Linked DNA regions of Homo sapiens: region 1 is linked to region 2. The links are chromatin loops, found by intact Hi-C in ENCODE. Cell type or tissue: chondrocyte. All regions are shown on one strand. Each heading gives the region's core, and the rest is flanking DNA. Links, peaks and the distances in the headings are about the cores only.

Evidence for each region. Hi-C counts contacts between places; a loop is a spot of excess contacts. Peaks named below come from ENCODE experiments on the same cell type or tissue, not always from the same donor. Only the 100,000 strongest peaks of a DNase experiment are listed, where the experiment ranks them.
Region 1: a loop joins it to region 2, with 4 times the contacts of the local background. A loop is called at or near these places in 4 of 110 quality-filtered maps.

The regions. Positions count from the first base shown.
Region 1 is chr7:132,382,972-132,391,307 of GRCh38, forward strand. All of the region lies in intron 3 of PLXNA4 (plexin A4), which reads right to left. Among named protein-coding and RNA genes, the nearest start is that of PLXNA4-AS1, 35 kb to the left of the region's middle. In chondrocyte, for the core only: no CTCF peak of the experiment used is centred there; a DNase peak (open chromatin) is centred at 3,397.
Region 2 is chr7:132,434,181-132,442,516 of GRCh38, forward strand. The region is part of intron 3 of PLXNA4 (plexin A4); the gene reads right to left. Among named protein-coding and RNA genes, the nearest start is that of PLXNA4-AS1, 86 kb to the left of the region's middle. In chondrocyte, for the core only: no CTCF peak of the experiment used is centred there; no DNase peak of the experiment used is centred there.

The DNA of each region.
Region 1 (8,336 bases), core at 237-8,236, 51 kb before region 2:
GGAATACAAGTTCTTATGGGCAACGATTTTCCTTTGTACTTCTTCTGTATCATCTTTAGTTCAAAGCAGGGTGCATCCTTTGTAGGAAACCCTTAATACATTCCTGTTGGCAGTCAGGTTTATCCCAGCAGTGGGGAAAGGCTCATATTGATCCCTCCATCCATGCTCCCTCTCTCTGAAGCCCACTCATGGCATGTGTTGTGAGATGGCCAAGCCACCAAGCAAACCATACAGCCCACTTGAAAAAAGACCCCCTCGAGAAAAGACCCCCTCACTGCTGAGTTAATTAGCTGGCTGGCTGCACACACCAGGATTGGACATGGATATTTCAAAGCATCTTCACCCTCAGACTTAAATGCTACCTAAAGCATTCCCTGGGATTCTATTTTTCAAAATTTATTTTTTCCAAAGTAAAAGTAATAAATGCTCATTAAAGAAAATTAAGAAAAAATGTAAATAAATAGAAAACAATAAATAAACCACACCTCATCCCATTTTCCAAGCACAACTACTGTTAGCATTTTGATGGTTCTCTTTCCAGTTTTTATTTTATTCATTGTATCATGCTTTCTAATTGTCTCATGCTTTTTCACTGAATGTTATCACACAAGAATCAGTTACAAGATTGGCCTTTATAAACTAAGTTTTCAATGACTACATAAATATACCAAATCTACCTAACCATTCTCCTATAAATGAGTGTATATATCAATTCCAATTTTTGATAGACTAAATAAATGCTGAAATGTGTATCTTGGTGATTATTACCCTTGAAACAAATTAGAATTGATTCTTTAAAAAATTGTCACCAGTTCAAAGGATTTGACTATTTTCAAGTTTCTTCCTAAATATTTACACATTGTTTTGCAGGAGTGTTGGACCAGTTAGAATTCCCAACAGCCATGCTTCAATGCACACAGAGCCAGTTTCACATGGAACTCCTGGGACGTATTTCTGAACAACTGTTTATAATGCTTTTCAACTCTTTCAAAGTCCTTGCTTTACCCATCCCTATGCAGGTGCACATGGCCTGTTACAAACCTCTGCCTCCAGAATATGGACAGTGAGACACAGAGGGGTTGCCTGCTCTCACTAAATCTCCAGCTTTGGGACTCACTTTCAGTGCAAGCACACAGATGAAGGTTCTCAAGAGCCCTCCTGATTCATTCCCTCCCACAGGCCAGGAACCTGTGGCACACCCTAAAGAGAATTACACTGTTGTGTATCCTCCAGGAACTATACGAGGTTTAGTGTGGTGGTTCTTAGCAACAGAACAAATCTACAGCACTTTCACTTGTTTTCAAGTAACCAGATTAGCACCAGTCGCTAATTTTACATCTTGCCTTCATACACTCTTGACTACACTTTATTTCCCAGTAAGCTAGTAGAAATGATAGGAGCACATGACACCAAGTGTTTCCACTTCCTTCGCCACTCACCTCCTCCTCCCCACCGGCTCTATGGGGGAATTATGGAATTGTGCTGGATAGTGGCCATGCAGGAGACACTGCTCACGCTTTGTTGTAACCATAGTCTTAAGGAAAGGAGACTGGACAACACCAATTAACTTTTTTTGGGTGCTCTCCTGGACCAGATGCCAACAGAGCTTTTGCACATATGATCAGCTCATCAGGCACTGTTGGCTTCCTTTTCTCTTTCCCGCAGAGGCTGGGATGGTTCTGAGCACTGAGTTAATTACATGATGCTGCAGTACGGTGGGCTCCATCCTCTCTGCCCTGTGTATGCACACACACCTTTAAACACAGATAAGCATACACACACACACACACACACACACACACACACACACACACACACACTGGCCAGGCGACTTGGCTGCAGAAGTGGACAGATGAGCATAAGGTTATCCTACCATATATCAGGCCCAAGAGATAACTATATTCCGATGGGAGAATCAGTTAGTTTCACTGACATATACAAGTGATAACACCACAAGAGTCAAACATGCCTACACTCCATTGTCCAAAATTACCCATGGGACGCTTGGGGCAGAGAAAAGAGACCAACTACCTAGCCAAGCTAAGCAGAGACACATTCTCCAAAGTCTTTTTTCCCTAAGGACTTGGGGTGGCAGGACATGAGCTATGATGTATGGCTGGGGTCACAGGGAGGTAGATGTGTCTCATCTGTTTCCATTTTCCAATATCCAAGGCTGACAACACACTAAATAAGCCTACACAGCTCTGAAGTTTTTCTCAGTTTGATGAACAGCTGGAGAACAGGAGTTCCAGAGTCACTGTTGCTCTGTGGGATCGGGGTCCCGTCTGTAGCTCAAGGGTAGGGCAGAGGCTGGTACCAGGCATCTGGAAAAGATGAAACCTTAGCAGACTTAGACCATGGTGCACAAGATATGCCCATAAGCCTCCTTATTCCCCTCCTCCTTTCTGTTTACAGTAAATATGTATTACAGTTCTGAAATACAGTAAATATGTATTACAAAATGTATTAAGAGCCTCAATATCTATGGAGCAGAACTAACAAGGCCACAGTTGAAGTCCAAATCCTGGGTCAACCAAACAACTTTACTTTTGTTCCCTGGCCACGGATGTTACACCCGGCCCCAGGCACCTGACTCAGCAAGCTGTATGATGGCACGTGTCTTAGACAGCAAGGGGAATGATCAGGACAGGATGCCTCACCTATGTCCCTGAAAGAACAACCTCAAAGCCCCATCTTACCAAGTATCACTTTTTATCCAAAGGTGAGCATGCAAGTGCATGCGCGCACACACACGCGTGCGCATGCACACATGGATGCACACACACACACACATTCTCAGTGACAAGTCCTCCTGTGGCCAACCTTGCCCCTCACTAATAATTTGCACAAATTAAAAGATAAAGCAGCTTAGGGTCATTCAATAAATCATAAGCACAAATCAAAATCTATCCACTCAATTAAATCTGAACCTAGCTGGAATCACATCGTTTTTGAACGCTGAAGTGGCTAATTTCCGAAGGATGTAAGAAGATCATTCAACACATGGTTATTCAATATCAGCCCCTTTTCTCTGTGATTTTTAAACTTAATTAGCATTTAGTAAAGATGGCATGATGTTCCATAGAGCAGCGATCTTTGAGGGATTACCTCCAGCTCAGAAGGGGGGAATATAAAACCAATCAGTCCATTGATAGAGGGGCCCCGTGAGCTGCCCAGCATTGAAACAAGCACCAGAGGTGGGAAATGGAAGAAAAAGAATGAGTTTGAAAGGAATCCTGCCAGCCCTGTGTCCCCAGAGTCATCCCCACCAGTCCTGGCCCACAGTGGTCCAAGAACAACAAAGACAGCCTCTGCAGGGAGAACACCGGGCTGTGTTTGCATCTCTGACCACTCCCCCAGCAGTCTGGATCCTGCCAAATGACCGCTGGTCAAACACGGGCGGGCTCCAGCTGGTCTCATTCCTGTTATGACTGCACTTGGGTTCATTAACACCCAGCCCTCCCCTGTGGGCATGCAAGGCAGGAAGCCTTCTCACTGGCTTGTTTTGCAGCCTAGCTTTTTCTTTCTCAGAAGTGGGGCAGGTGGTACTACATTCGAGTAAAATCATGCTTAGTGGGGAAGGGAACAGGCTGCCCAGGCTTGGGGTGGACACCTCTGGGGCCACATGCTCAGAGGCTCTCTGGCTGCCTCTCTCGTTAGTCAGCCTTTCCTGGCATACCCCCGGTACGTTAAACCGTCGTCTGAAATACCCAGCATTCTGCCGTGGAAAGAAAACATTGAGCTCGGAAAACAGGTGGGATGAGGATATTCCAGGGACCTGGCTCGAGAGCCTCAGCAGGGATCATGTTCCCCAGGGTTGTCCCCAAAGACGGGACACTTTTGTGCACAAGCTGCAGAGCATCAGAAAATCTTGGGGACTGCAAAGCACATCACATGTCTTATAGGCCAGAGCTTCTCAAATTGTTTTGAAGGGCCATTCTGTAAAATTTCCCATCTACTGTAGATGGATACTTTTGTCAAATACTAGAAGAACAAATTACTAGAAGAGTGAAACTTGAAGCTGCAAAATACAAATGCATTGAGTATGTGCTGGGATGTTGCATCAATATCAAGTTGCTGTATACATTTCTAAATGCTCACTCTCAATGTCTGTACCTATCTCAGCACAGGCCACTAACAACTCGTTCACAGAGTATATGCTGAATTGCGCTGGTCTAGATCCTTGCCACTCAATGTGTGGTTCAAGGACCAAGATCATCATCATTACCTGTGAACTTGCAAGAAATGCAGAATCTCAGGCTCCACCTCACACCTATTGAATAAGAATCTGCCTTTGCATAAAATTCCCAGGCAATTTGTATGCATGTGAAAGTTTGAGATGTGCTAGAATAGACCAGGCTTCTGAGCTAATAGATTATAAATGTTTTCTTTCCACTCAACCTTCACGATGTCTTTGAGTAAAGGAGATACTCAACGTTGAAGTGCCTTAACTAAGTTGGAGAGCAGAGGGGGATGTAAAAATTGGCAGGGTCTGCAGGCTGAAATGTTTTATGGGAGTTGAGTAACTGGCAAGAATGAAGAAGAAAAGCTGAGAAAACTGAATAGCCCATCTGTCGCCAGGTAACTCTATGGTTCAGAAGCCACCAGAGAATTACGGCACTCACTTGCCAGATCCAAAGGAAGCCCAGGAGAGTGAGCACAAAGGGTGAGAGACATTTATGAATCCAGTATTGGGAAATGGGCATTGCACCAGGATGAAGCAGAGAGCCCAAGGTCAGGGTGCTGGAGGAGACAACTTGATTCTGTAATGGAGATTGTGGGCGGCCCACGCAGAGACAGCAGGATGTTTATTTAGATCTTGTCTACTTAGCTGGTTGACTGGCTGCAAGTTTGATTATCATTCACCAGGTCTCTATGCCCTCAGCCGGAACCATGTTCCTAATCTGCTTGGCCATTAAGGGCTCTCTGAACCCTGCTCTGTCTCCAGCATAGAGCCAGAGAGGCTGGAAGCTCCCCGGGGTCTCTTTCTGCACCTCCCTCCCGCGGCATGTCTCTGCTTCTGTCTGGGACTGCAGGCCAGCTTCAATCAATTCCCACCGACCAGCAGCCCAGATCTTAATTAAAACATTCAACCTGCACACAAGTGAGGAGAGTAGTCACAGCCCCCTCAGTCCAGCTGAAAGGAAATCACAAGGAATATGTACAGATTCATAAGAGACTTCTATCTCAGGGTGCAGGTGGGGTACAGCCAATCCCTGGTTCCCTTTTCGGAGCACTCCCATACACCTGTCCTCCCTATTCCTGTCTCACCTGCACTGTGACTGTCACTTCGATCCGACTTCCATAGGAGTTCTCTCCCCTTCTGCCCCAAATCACTAAAACACAGAGCTGGGGAGACCCTGGAAACTGAGGACCCCCAATGTTAAGTATCTTGCCCAAAGTCACCCAGCCACATTGTGTCCCTGCCTGAGAGTAACAAGAAAATGCATGATTTGTAAGTCAATCATTCATATTAGTCCCAGTCACCAGATATTCCACCACGATGATAATTTTGTACTTATTATTGTATTGTAATAGTCTACCCTAACTAACAATTTTGGTTCAGAAAAAAAAAGGTCTCCTTATTAATGTCTTTTCTGTGTCCTGACCATGTATTTTTAGCAATCCAACTAAGGGGTTCCAGCTGTTAAACTCTTTGAAGGATAAGTACGTATGAAGAGTTTCACCCAATTACTTCTCCCAGGGGTCCTAAGAGGCTTTGGGGCCTTAAGTTGGGACTACATTGGCTTCAAGGGTGGATAAGACAGAAACTGTCTCAACCTTTGGGTTGTAGAATTCAGGGTGGGATGAGCTCAAGCCTGGGGCTCATGCCAGCCCTCCCTTCCAATTCTACAAGATTCTAGGAAGCATTAGCCTTCATTATTCTATTCCTCAAAGCAGGGCTTCTTTCTGGCAAGTCCCATAACATGAGAGGAGCCTGAATCCCACAAGCCATGACTGGCAGCTCAGAGCAGAGGCGTGTCCTTCACACAGCTCTGGCTGGAAGAGACAACATTCTCAAAAGAAAAGGGCCCCACTGATGACCAGTGATGATGAGCTTTTTTTCATATGTTTGTTGGATGCATAAATGTTTTCTTTTGAGAAGTATCTGTTCATATCCTTTGCCCACTTTTTGATTGGGTTGTTTTTTTTCTTGTAAATCTGTGTAAGTTCTTGTAGATTCTGGATACTAGCCCTTTGTCAGATGGATAGATTGCAAATATTTTCTCCCATTCTGTAGGTTCCTGTTCACTCTGATGATAGTTTCCTTTGCTGTGCAGAAGCTCTTTGGTTTAATCAGATCCTATTTGTTGTCTATTTTGGCTTTTGTTGCCATTGCTTTTGGTGTTTTAGTCATGAAGTCTTTGCCCATGCCAATGTCCTGAATGGTATTGCCTAGGTTTTCTTCTAGGGTTTTCATGGTTTTAGGTCTTACATTTAAGTCTTGAATCCATCTTGAGTTAATTTTTGTATAAGGTGTAAGGAAGGGATCTAGTTTCAGCTTTCTGCATATGGCTAGCCAGTTTTCCCAACACCATTTATTAAATGGGGAATCCTTTCCCTATTGCTTGTTTTTGTCAGGTTTGTCAAAGATCAGATGGTTGTAGATGTGTGGAATTGTTTCTGAGGCTTCTGTTCTGTTCCATTGGTCTAGATATCTGTTTTGGTACTGGTACGATGCTGTTTTTGTTACTATAGCCTTGTAGTATAGTTTGAAGTCAGGTAGTGTGATGCCTCCAGCTTTGTTCTTTCTGCTTAGGATTGTCTTGGCTATGTGGGCTCTTTTTTGATTCCATAAGAAATTTGAAGTAGTTTTTTTTCCAATTCTGTGAAGAAAGTCAATGGCAGCCTGATCAGGATAGCATTAAATCTATAACTTACTTTGGGCAGTAAGATACCATCTCACACCAGTTAGATTGGTGATAATTAAAAAGTCAGGACACAACAGATGCCAGAGAGGATGTGGAGAAATAGGAATGCTTTTACACTGTTGGTGGGAGTGTAAATTAGTTCAACCATTGTGAAAGACAGTGTGGAGATTCCTCAAGGTTCTAGAACTAGAAATACCATTTGACCCAGCAATCCCATCACTGGGTATATACCCAAAGTATTATAAATAATTCTACTATAAAGACACATGCATATGTATGTTTACTGTGGCACTGTCCACAATAGCAAAGACTTGGAACTAACCCAAATGCCCATCAATGATAGACTGGACAAAGAAAATGTGGCCCATACATACCATGGAATACTATGCAGCCATAAAAAAGGATGAGTTCCTATCCATTGCAGGGACATGGATGATGCTGGAAACCATCATTCTCAGCAAACTAACACAGGAACAGAAAACCAAACACTGCACGTTCTCACTCCTAAGTGGGAGTTGAACAATGAGAACACATGGACACAGGGAGGGTAACATCACACACTGGGGCCTGTCGGGGGGTCGGGGGCTAGGGAAGGGATAGCGTTAGGGGAAAACCTAATGTAGATGACCGGTTGATGAGTGCAGCAAACCACCATGGCACATGTATACCTATGTAACAAACCTGCACGTTCTGCATATATACCCCAGAACTTAAAGTATAAAAAATAAAAAATAATAACAATAAAAAAGAAAAGGCCCCCACTGAAAACACAGCCATCATTAACTTCTCTGTCTGGCAAAGCAAGCCCCAGGATGTGCCACATCATGGCCCCCGCTTCTTCTCTGCCCCATGAGTCCCAGCCCCCTTCTGCCCACCAACCACTCTCCTTCTTGTTTCCTGAGACACACCCAGCCCCACCCTGCCTTTCAGCAGGCACTTGCACTCCTTGAAAGTCCCAAGGAGCTTGTACTTCCTCACATTGGTTGGGCATGAGCTGGGCTAAGGCCTTTCTGTTCTCCTTTTGTGCTTCTAATGTTGAAAAATGATGTCTGTAATAAGACAGTAAATTCTTTGCTGGTGACTCAAAAGCCGGTAAGCAGAGAAGGCAGTGGATGGGAAGGAACGCAGAGGGCAAACTCTAGTTACTTCTCCCCATACCACAGCATCACAGTCTTAGGGAGTTTCCCTTTTGCCCCATCCCTTTCGAGTAAAGCAAAGGGATGATGGAATCTAGTTTCTGCTTCCCCTCAATGCCAGTTAGCATTAGTGGAAAGGAGAGTCTGTGCCCAGCCAGGAGGACGGAAGGGTACCAGCAGCTGGCAGGAGCAGGTATGTGCACGTGTGTGCATGAGTGTGTGTGGCCATGCTGCAAGGTGGCATCAGGTAGGTGACATGGGAAATGCAATGCCCAGCATCAGTCTCAGGGCAGGAGAACTGGGGCTAGGGGAATCCACTTCCCTTCCC
Region 2 (8,336 bases), core at 151-8,150:
CTCTCCCCAGTGCCCTCACTGGCATCAGATTTGGCACTCCGGTGCTGGCTTTCCAAGCTCTCTTTTGGCCACAGTGTGCACCCAGCTCCCGGTTCCATGGTTTTCTGGCCACCGTAGTGTACCCACATTGCTGTCCCTGGGGCCCAGCTCACCTTATCCATCTTGGTTGGCATCTCTGCCATGCCTGTCCCAGCTGCCCAGGGTGGGAGGCAAGGAGGGCAGAGAGGTAGGTGAACACTCTGTGCATGCTATCCTGTCTCTCCCTGATGTTTAGCAAAATTCAGACTTAGAAGTTCAGATTCCCTCAAGACACAAACCAGTTTGTGGCTTTTCTTAAGTCATGCTGTTTCAAGTCTATCTTAAAGTAGATTCCTGACTACAACTATTGCTTTCTTTGTATAATACTTGCTTCTTTCCAAGGAGCTTGCCATCTGCTATCTCTTTTTAGCCACATAACATCTTTGGGATGAAACGTAGTCAGATGAAAGAACATGAACCCCATCTTGCCTCATTTGGGGACACCAAGGCACACAGACCATGAATGATGTTATCCTAAGTGTGGAACGGTGAGCTCCACTTTGCTCTGACCACCTTCAGCTGCATAAGCTGGCACAGCCTTGACGGGTACAGATGTAGAGAGTTAGAGGATTAGTCTCTTGTGTGGATGAAACACTAGCCTTGCCAGGGATTTACCAAAGTCCCCACTCTAATTTTTCACCCAGGATGAGGAACCCAAGTCCAGAGGCTCAACACCTCTTTCCAGGTCTCTGCTCTGGGGCCACCCTGGGAAGAGACACAGGGCTGAGATCCAAGTTCCCAGTCTGTTCCATCTCTCCCCAGCCCTTCTTTATGCATAAAGGACACTTGTTGGGGAGTCAGTCTGCGCTTCTGGCATCTGGACACATCAGCCTATATCTCTAGGACTCGAGCAGGAAGTATGTTTGCCTCGCCTCGGGCTTCCTGGCCACACAGACCCACGTCCTCATTTAGAATGGTGGCATCATGGAGCCGGCTGAGATCTGCAGTCTTCAGTGTCAGCTGCGGGTCCACAAACTCCTACTGAACACGTACCCATAGCCCCAGGGGAAAAAACAAGGGAGGAAAGAAAATAACCAAGGTGGGGAGGGGGGAGAGATTCTGGAATCTAGACAACATCAAGAGCCCTGTTTCCATGACAACCACTACTTAATACAGTTGCTCAGACTGCAGCCTGTTCTAATCGGCCCCGTGGATGGAGCCTGCAGACCCAGAAATGGCCTCCAGCCACGGGGCTCCCAAGCAGCCTGGAGGACCACCACCATCCTCCAACCACCCCAATCTCCTACAAAGAGAACAGAGGGCAAAGGAGGGGTGAGGCTCACAGGGGAGGTGAGAAAGAACAATGAGGAGTGTTGAAGAAAGTGGAAAGTGAAAGGAAGGAGTCAGAGATACAGCCGGACATCCGGGGGGTTGTCTGTGGATGTTTGCTGGGGCCACCTGTGTTCGGCAACACTTGTCTTTGTGTTGGTGAGCCTGTGAGCACCCATGAGACGCATGACAGGCTGTAGCCAGCGTGAGTGTGACCATCCACAGCACGTCCACTGAGCCCATCTCCCTTCCCCTTCCTACACATTGGAGTACCCGCTTCCTCTCTTCTCTCTTCCCCTACAAAGCTCTAAGCTTTGTAGTCCAAGGATAACCCCTGTGAGGCAAAGGCCAGGGTCAGCAGCCAGCCAGTAGGTACCAGCAGCTTCCAACAATTTCTCAGCAAATTGTTGGGATAGAAAGAACAATAGTACTAATATTCTCTAAATTAGAGGTTTCTGGCTTAGGGGCACCCCCGAACCCTGCTCCTCACAGACTTCTCCAGTTCCCAGAAAATGATGGGTGACTTCTAGGTTTTCTTCCAATCCACATATGAGACCTCAGAGGCTGGCAACTTGTCAAAGTCACCTGCTGGGTCAGGTGTCAGCCTGGAGACTCTGTCCCTGGAAAGCCACACATCTCCCTGCATACTCCAGGCTGCACTCTCCTTCTTCCTGTATTCATCTGGCAATCACCCAAACACGCTGCAAATCAGATGACATATGACATGCTGCACACTCCGTCCAACTCTGAAGGGAGTCCGTCTATGGGGACAATGGGTCTGGTTTATATTTTAAGCAGCTAGAGTGAAAAACGGGGAGTGATGAGGTAAGGCCATGGCAACGAACACCATGCCACTATCCAGGATAATTACTTCGCCCAGCCATCCTGGAGCCAGGCGGCGGAAGCCTTGCCCCATAGATTATGAGCAATGAGACAGGGCCAGCCAGCTTAGGAATTCCCTTCCTCCACCTGCACCTTCACTGCAAATGGAAACACAGCAGAAGGAACCAATGCAGTGGGAGATCCCAATCAAAGCAAGATGACCTGTCCCTCAATTTCCAATCGTTGGAGAAATGCAAAGAAAAGTCCCTATGCATACCCCTCCTCCAAGTTGCTACATGGAAAATCAGAGCTCTGAATTTCGGTGATGGCTGCTGAGCCAAGAGACAAGGAAGACCCAAAATCAGCATAGGACAGAGATAGTGAAAAGGTCAGTGAGCGAGAGAGAGGAAAGGAGAAGCTGAAAGATGTTTGCCGCAAGCTAGGAATGACCTATTAAAATCCCCAGCCACTCCCTCAAGCTGGGATGCGGTCCCTGTTGGTGGCTTCACAGCTGCTATACCCCACTCAATGCAGGCTGCTTCAGGGCTCCAGGACACTTGTACTATTGGCCAGCTCAGATGCCACCCCTGCAGGAGCATGTGGAACCATCTGACTTGGATATGACTGGGCTTTCCTGCTGCAATGCCCTACAGATGCTCCATCGCCATATACACATGCCTTGCTCAGGGATCATGCCCATGTTGACCTTGGCCCCAAAACACGGATGGGAAGGAGCATGCCCAGGGAGCAGCCTTATATTTTCTTTTCCTTTGTTCCCTGAGTCCTCAGATGAAAATGGCTACAAGCTGATGCTCTGGAGAAGAGAATCCAATTCAGTGGCCACACCAACTAATACAGGGCATCCACTTTGCTCTTCAAAGACAATCAGAAGTGCAATAGTCAGAACATGGCGCATAGGAAGATCCTGAAAAGTCCAGGCCTGTGCCAGCTGCCTCCCTTCGTGGTCCTAAGTGCAACCCCTTAAAGTATCCGAAGAAATTGACTCCTGAGGGGCAGAAATCTAGCAAGGAGGGATGTGACCACACGTGTGTGTGCATGTTTGCATGCAAGCACGTGCACAGACACACACATTCTTACAAATGAAACTGCAATCACTGGTGATGTGTGGGTGTATGTGTGAGAGTTAGGGGGTTGTGCATGTGACTATGTGAAGCTCGGGATCACAAATGGAAGGAGAGCTGCATCTGAGGAAAAAAAAGAAAAAAAAAAAAAAAACAGAAAAAGCCACCAGCCCTGTACCCTCCGCACCAAGAGATCCTTAGCTTGTTGCACTCTCATTGGCCTCTTCAGCCTCTCCTATTTTCAGTGAAACTCTCCTTTGTTTCTCCCACCCCAGGTTGGCCCCAGACCACTAAATACACACCACCTGAAGATACAGCAAAACCCAGAAGTGGTGACCACAGCAACATGAGTACACACACTGCAGACTGTCAGCAGCAGGAGGGTCATGTGATTGCAGAGGGCAGCCTGACAAGCCCATGTGATTCCCTCCACATTAAGTGGAAAACACTGTCTCCACTGAGAAAGAGAGGTGAAGAGGTGGGAGGAGTGAAAAGTGAAATTAACTTGAGCCAAGATTACGCCCATGGGTTCTGTGGAGGCCAGGCCGGAAGGAAAGTCAAGAGGAGGGGCAGGAACTGCATCCAGCGTGTGGTTGTGTACGGTTGTGGTTCTGGGAGGATGGAGCTTTTGAGAAGTGTGTCTCTGGTACACCCTATGCAGGAAAACCTCAGCACGACTTACAGGTGTATAAGCATGTGTGTGGGTTTGCACGCAGCATGCCAAAAGCATATTTATAAATTGGGTTAAAGGTTGGTTAGGACCACAGATTCTGGTTAAAATACCAGCTTTAGAGTATATGACCACTTAGAGCTTCAGTGTCCTCATCTATGAGGTGTAGATAACAGTAAGTAACTATCATAGGGTTGCTTTGATGACATAATCCATGATAAAGCACGGGACATAGGGCCTGGCATGTAGTAAGTGCTCAATAAATACTAATTTGGTTTATTATTATTTGATGTTCCCCATGATCTCAGGTCTAAAATGACATAGCAAAAATAGGGTAGGTAGATACATAACATTATTATTTGCAAGAAAGCCACAGTTCATATTACCCAGTTAAACAGGGAATGGCTAACTTCTCAACCACACACTGAATATCAAGATAGGATGATAATTCTAACTGGATAATCTCAGTATTAGTCTAACATATATTTAAAAGTATCCCATAGTGTCATTGTAAAGCAAGGACTTTGATATTAGACTATGGGAGTATTCTATTTTTGCCACTTGCTGGTAATTAGGCTGGCTTAGCCTAATGCCCTGCACATATTAACACCTCAATAGCTGTTTTTAAAAATTACAGCTCTGTGGAGTTTTAGATGTGCTTAATATTGACAATTCTGTTCTTGGTCTAATAGCTTTTTTTTTCAATCATCCTTATAGCTGATTGTCAACATATCAAAACAAAAAGATTTATTCCATATCAACTGCCCACTGCTAGACAGTAAGTCATCGATGGACTTTCACAGGTTTATATGAAACATATGGATGTATTAATTCTTCAACCCACATTGAGATGAACTGTCACGTCCCTTTTAAACTCCATCACAGGCAGCAAGTATTAACCTGCAATTATTACCGTGTATAACGTGCTTTACAATTGGCAAGAACGTCAACAGTCCCTGGTTCATTCAGCAGCCCTGGTATCATTCACAAACTGCAGTTCTCTTTTTTTTCCTCAGGCCTGGAGGGAATTGAGAAGCAGAAAATAATCTCAGGCAGATCCAGCTGCCCTGACACTTGCAGTGCAGCTGGCAGGTGCCGGAGCTTCAGACACGTGGCCCACAGGTGCAACAAACCCACCTTGCTTGGGCTCTGCAACCATAGAGTCCCGCCCCGGCCAATGAAGCCATCCCTGGGGGTCTCTGAAAATTCTCCAGGCTATCTGCAAACTGGTCTCTCAGAATGTGTGGCCAGCTACACTTTAGAATACATGAACAAGCAATTTACTTGGTGATTCACATTGTACATACATGTATACACACAGGTACACATGGATATACAAATACACAATATATCCATACATACATGTGCATGCATATACACACATATGCATATATATACATACGCATACACACATACACATACAATGTGTATATCCATGCATAGCTACCCTTCCCAGTCACCTTGGGTGACACATTTTGCTGGGGATCTTTGTGGGAGAAGGAGGGGCATTTTCTGCTGCTCAAATAGCTTTTGGAACCAAAACATTTGCAAACCACTTGTTTAGGGGGCAAGACCTGAACTCAAGGAGCAAGACCTGAACTCAGAGGTTCGCACAACAGGTGACCAACCAAAGTTTGCGGTCCTAATTATTTCTACTCTCTTTTCCCTTTCCCTAAAGGCCCTAGGACAGTTTCCTCTGCACCCATGGTCCTCTAGGCCCTGCTGAGTAGGGCACTACTAGAGAGAGAAGCACCTGGTTCCTGACCTCAAAAATTCCCAGTGGTGAATGAGCAGTGTGGCACTTTGTAAAGCTTTATGGAATTAGGATAAATGCTTCTGGCTATTGGAAAACCTTATTTCACATGTGCACACATGTGTGCATGTGCATGTGTGAGTGTGTGTGTGTGTGTATGTGTGTGTGTGTGATCTGTGTGGGCTTGTGCCATGCTGCCATAAAACACAAATTTATCTTCATAATAGGGTCAATTACATTCTCCGATTTCCCCACAAGTGAGGCAACAAAAACAAATTTTGAGCTTCAACCTGCAGGAGAATGCCAGGATCTCTGTGTTGAAAAAGGGAGCCTTGGTTTACCCTCCCCCTGCCTTGCACAGACATATGTTGCACAGACAAACACCTGGAAGGTGCTTCTCAATTCTTTGAGGTTGCTGCCTCTCACATGCAGCTGTCAAATCACACCCCATCAACATGACACAGCAAATAACACTACGACACGCAACCAGCAACTTTTGAAAGTATACTCTCCCCACACCCAGCCCCGTCTGCCTTCTCCAGCGTGGGCTGCTGTCTTCAAACTAACCATCCTGAAACTGCTTTAAAGAGCCTGACAGGTAATTTATTCTGTGGCAGAGGATAGCAATTTCATTGTCCAGAGGCAAGAGATCCAACTATATCAGAAAATCCGTACTCTCAAGGAACACAGGTTTAATATGATAACGATTCTAAGGGTGTGTGTTCATAATTCTTCCTGTTCTTTCCTCCCCTTCCCTAAAGCTGCTAGTGAATGCTTTTGCAGTTTTTTTTAAGGGCCCTCCAAAGAACTGACATAAAATAAATCAAATATTTTACCACGAAAGGTGATTATCAAACACTTATTTGTGAAAAGAGTCAACCAGAAGGGGTCAAGGCCTAGCTGCTGTTATGGGATTTTTGCCCACAAGTAAAATGTTTTTAAAAATTGCATCTGACTCTCTTGGCAGAAAACCTGCTGGGATCTATAAGGTTTCACTTGGGCACCTGGTAGAGAAGGGGATGAAGAGCAAAAAAGGTTGGTGAACAGGACAACATCCGCTTCTAGAAGCAAAGTCAAGGCCGCTATGCACTTATTTTTCCAAAATAATATGATAGTTATTTTCACATTTTATTTGCTAAAATCCATGCAAAGTAAGTATTATTATTTCCATTTTACATATGAAAAAACCAAGGCTTAGGATATTGAAGACTCAGCTTCCTCAAATATAATATAGGAACAGTAGACCCTGGGTCCCTCCCAATGGTAAATCACAACTTTGCATGGTGAGCTCCCATCAGAAATAGAACTAGAACTGAAGTCTCCTAACTCTTAGTCTCTGCCTGCTAGCTCCCACCCCATGTGACTGCATCAGATCTGCATTGCAACAAAAGGTAAATTCGATGGGTAGGTGATTTTTAAACTCGCCTTTGTCAACGAACTTGTCATAAGATCTTGGACAAGATGCTTCCCTTTTTAGTATTTTGGAAGATTGACCAGTAAGGGGAGGCTGATAGCTCCTCAGATCATCGTGAGTTCTTTCTGGGTGGCAGTGTCCAGCACAGTGCCTGGAGTACAATATATCCTCCATAAATGCTCACTGCATTGAATTGAGAATAACAACAAAATTCTCTTAACCCCCACTGATGTTCCCTAGCTAGGAGCACGTTGCGCTCCGAAGCACAGGACATTGCCCACAGATCCCAAGGCTATAGGACTTAGCATTTCCATGGGCTCATTGCACTAAGCTCAGTGTTTTTAGGTAGTAATGAATGGAATTCTTTTTTAAACCCTGCATTCGGAGTCTATTTCATGCCTTTTTACATTTCACATTATATTTATATTTTTAAAAATCATTACCTATTTTACATTACACATTTTAAAAACCTATTCAGTCAAATAATAATCCTATTCCTTGGCTGCCAGTCAGGGAAATGAAGGTCTCACAAACAGTGATTTGCCCAAGGCCAGCAAAGACTGAATATCAGAGAAGGATGATCCCAAAGGTAGACTCAGCTTAATGAGGCCAGAGGTCTGTTGGGGCTTCACTTTGGAGAAGTCCTTCAGGGTAAGGAGTGCCAACTGCTTTGTGAAGTGGCATGCCACCAATGCTCGGTCAAAATCACATGCAAGAGTGACACTCCTGACCTCAAATCACCAGTTGATCAGAGTCAGGGGCAAGACAAGGGCACAGATCTTCTGAGGCTGGAGAACCACGTGCTCACCCTATCTGGGAGGAGCCCCAAGCCCTTAATGATCTCACGTGGCCTTCAGGGACACCCAGGCACTCCAGAGACAAAAAGAGAAGACAGATCCAGATCTGAAAGAGCAGAGAATGAGTTGTCAGTCAGGGACAAAGAGTGGGAGATTAAGGGAACATGCTAAGTGTCACTAGCCTGGATTCTTGTGTCAGGGCCACAGAGGTCCCTGATGCCAAAAGCTGGGATAAGCCTGTGGGTTGCATATAAGTTGCGTATGAAGTTACTGCTTGATGCCAGCAAGCACTGAAACAAGAAAGAGAAGCCTGTAAAGATGGAAATGAGGCAACTCCCAACCCCCATCCCACTTTCAGAAGTTTTAACAGATGTCCTTTCCACTCCCTTTTTTCTTGGGAATGCCTCAAGATTCTTACTTTTCTCGAACGGGCAACTTTCCCCACCACCTA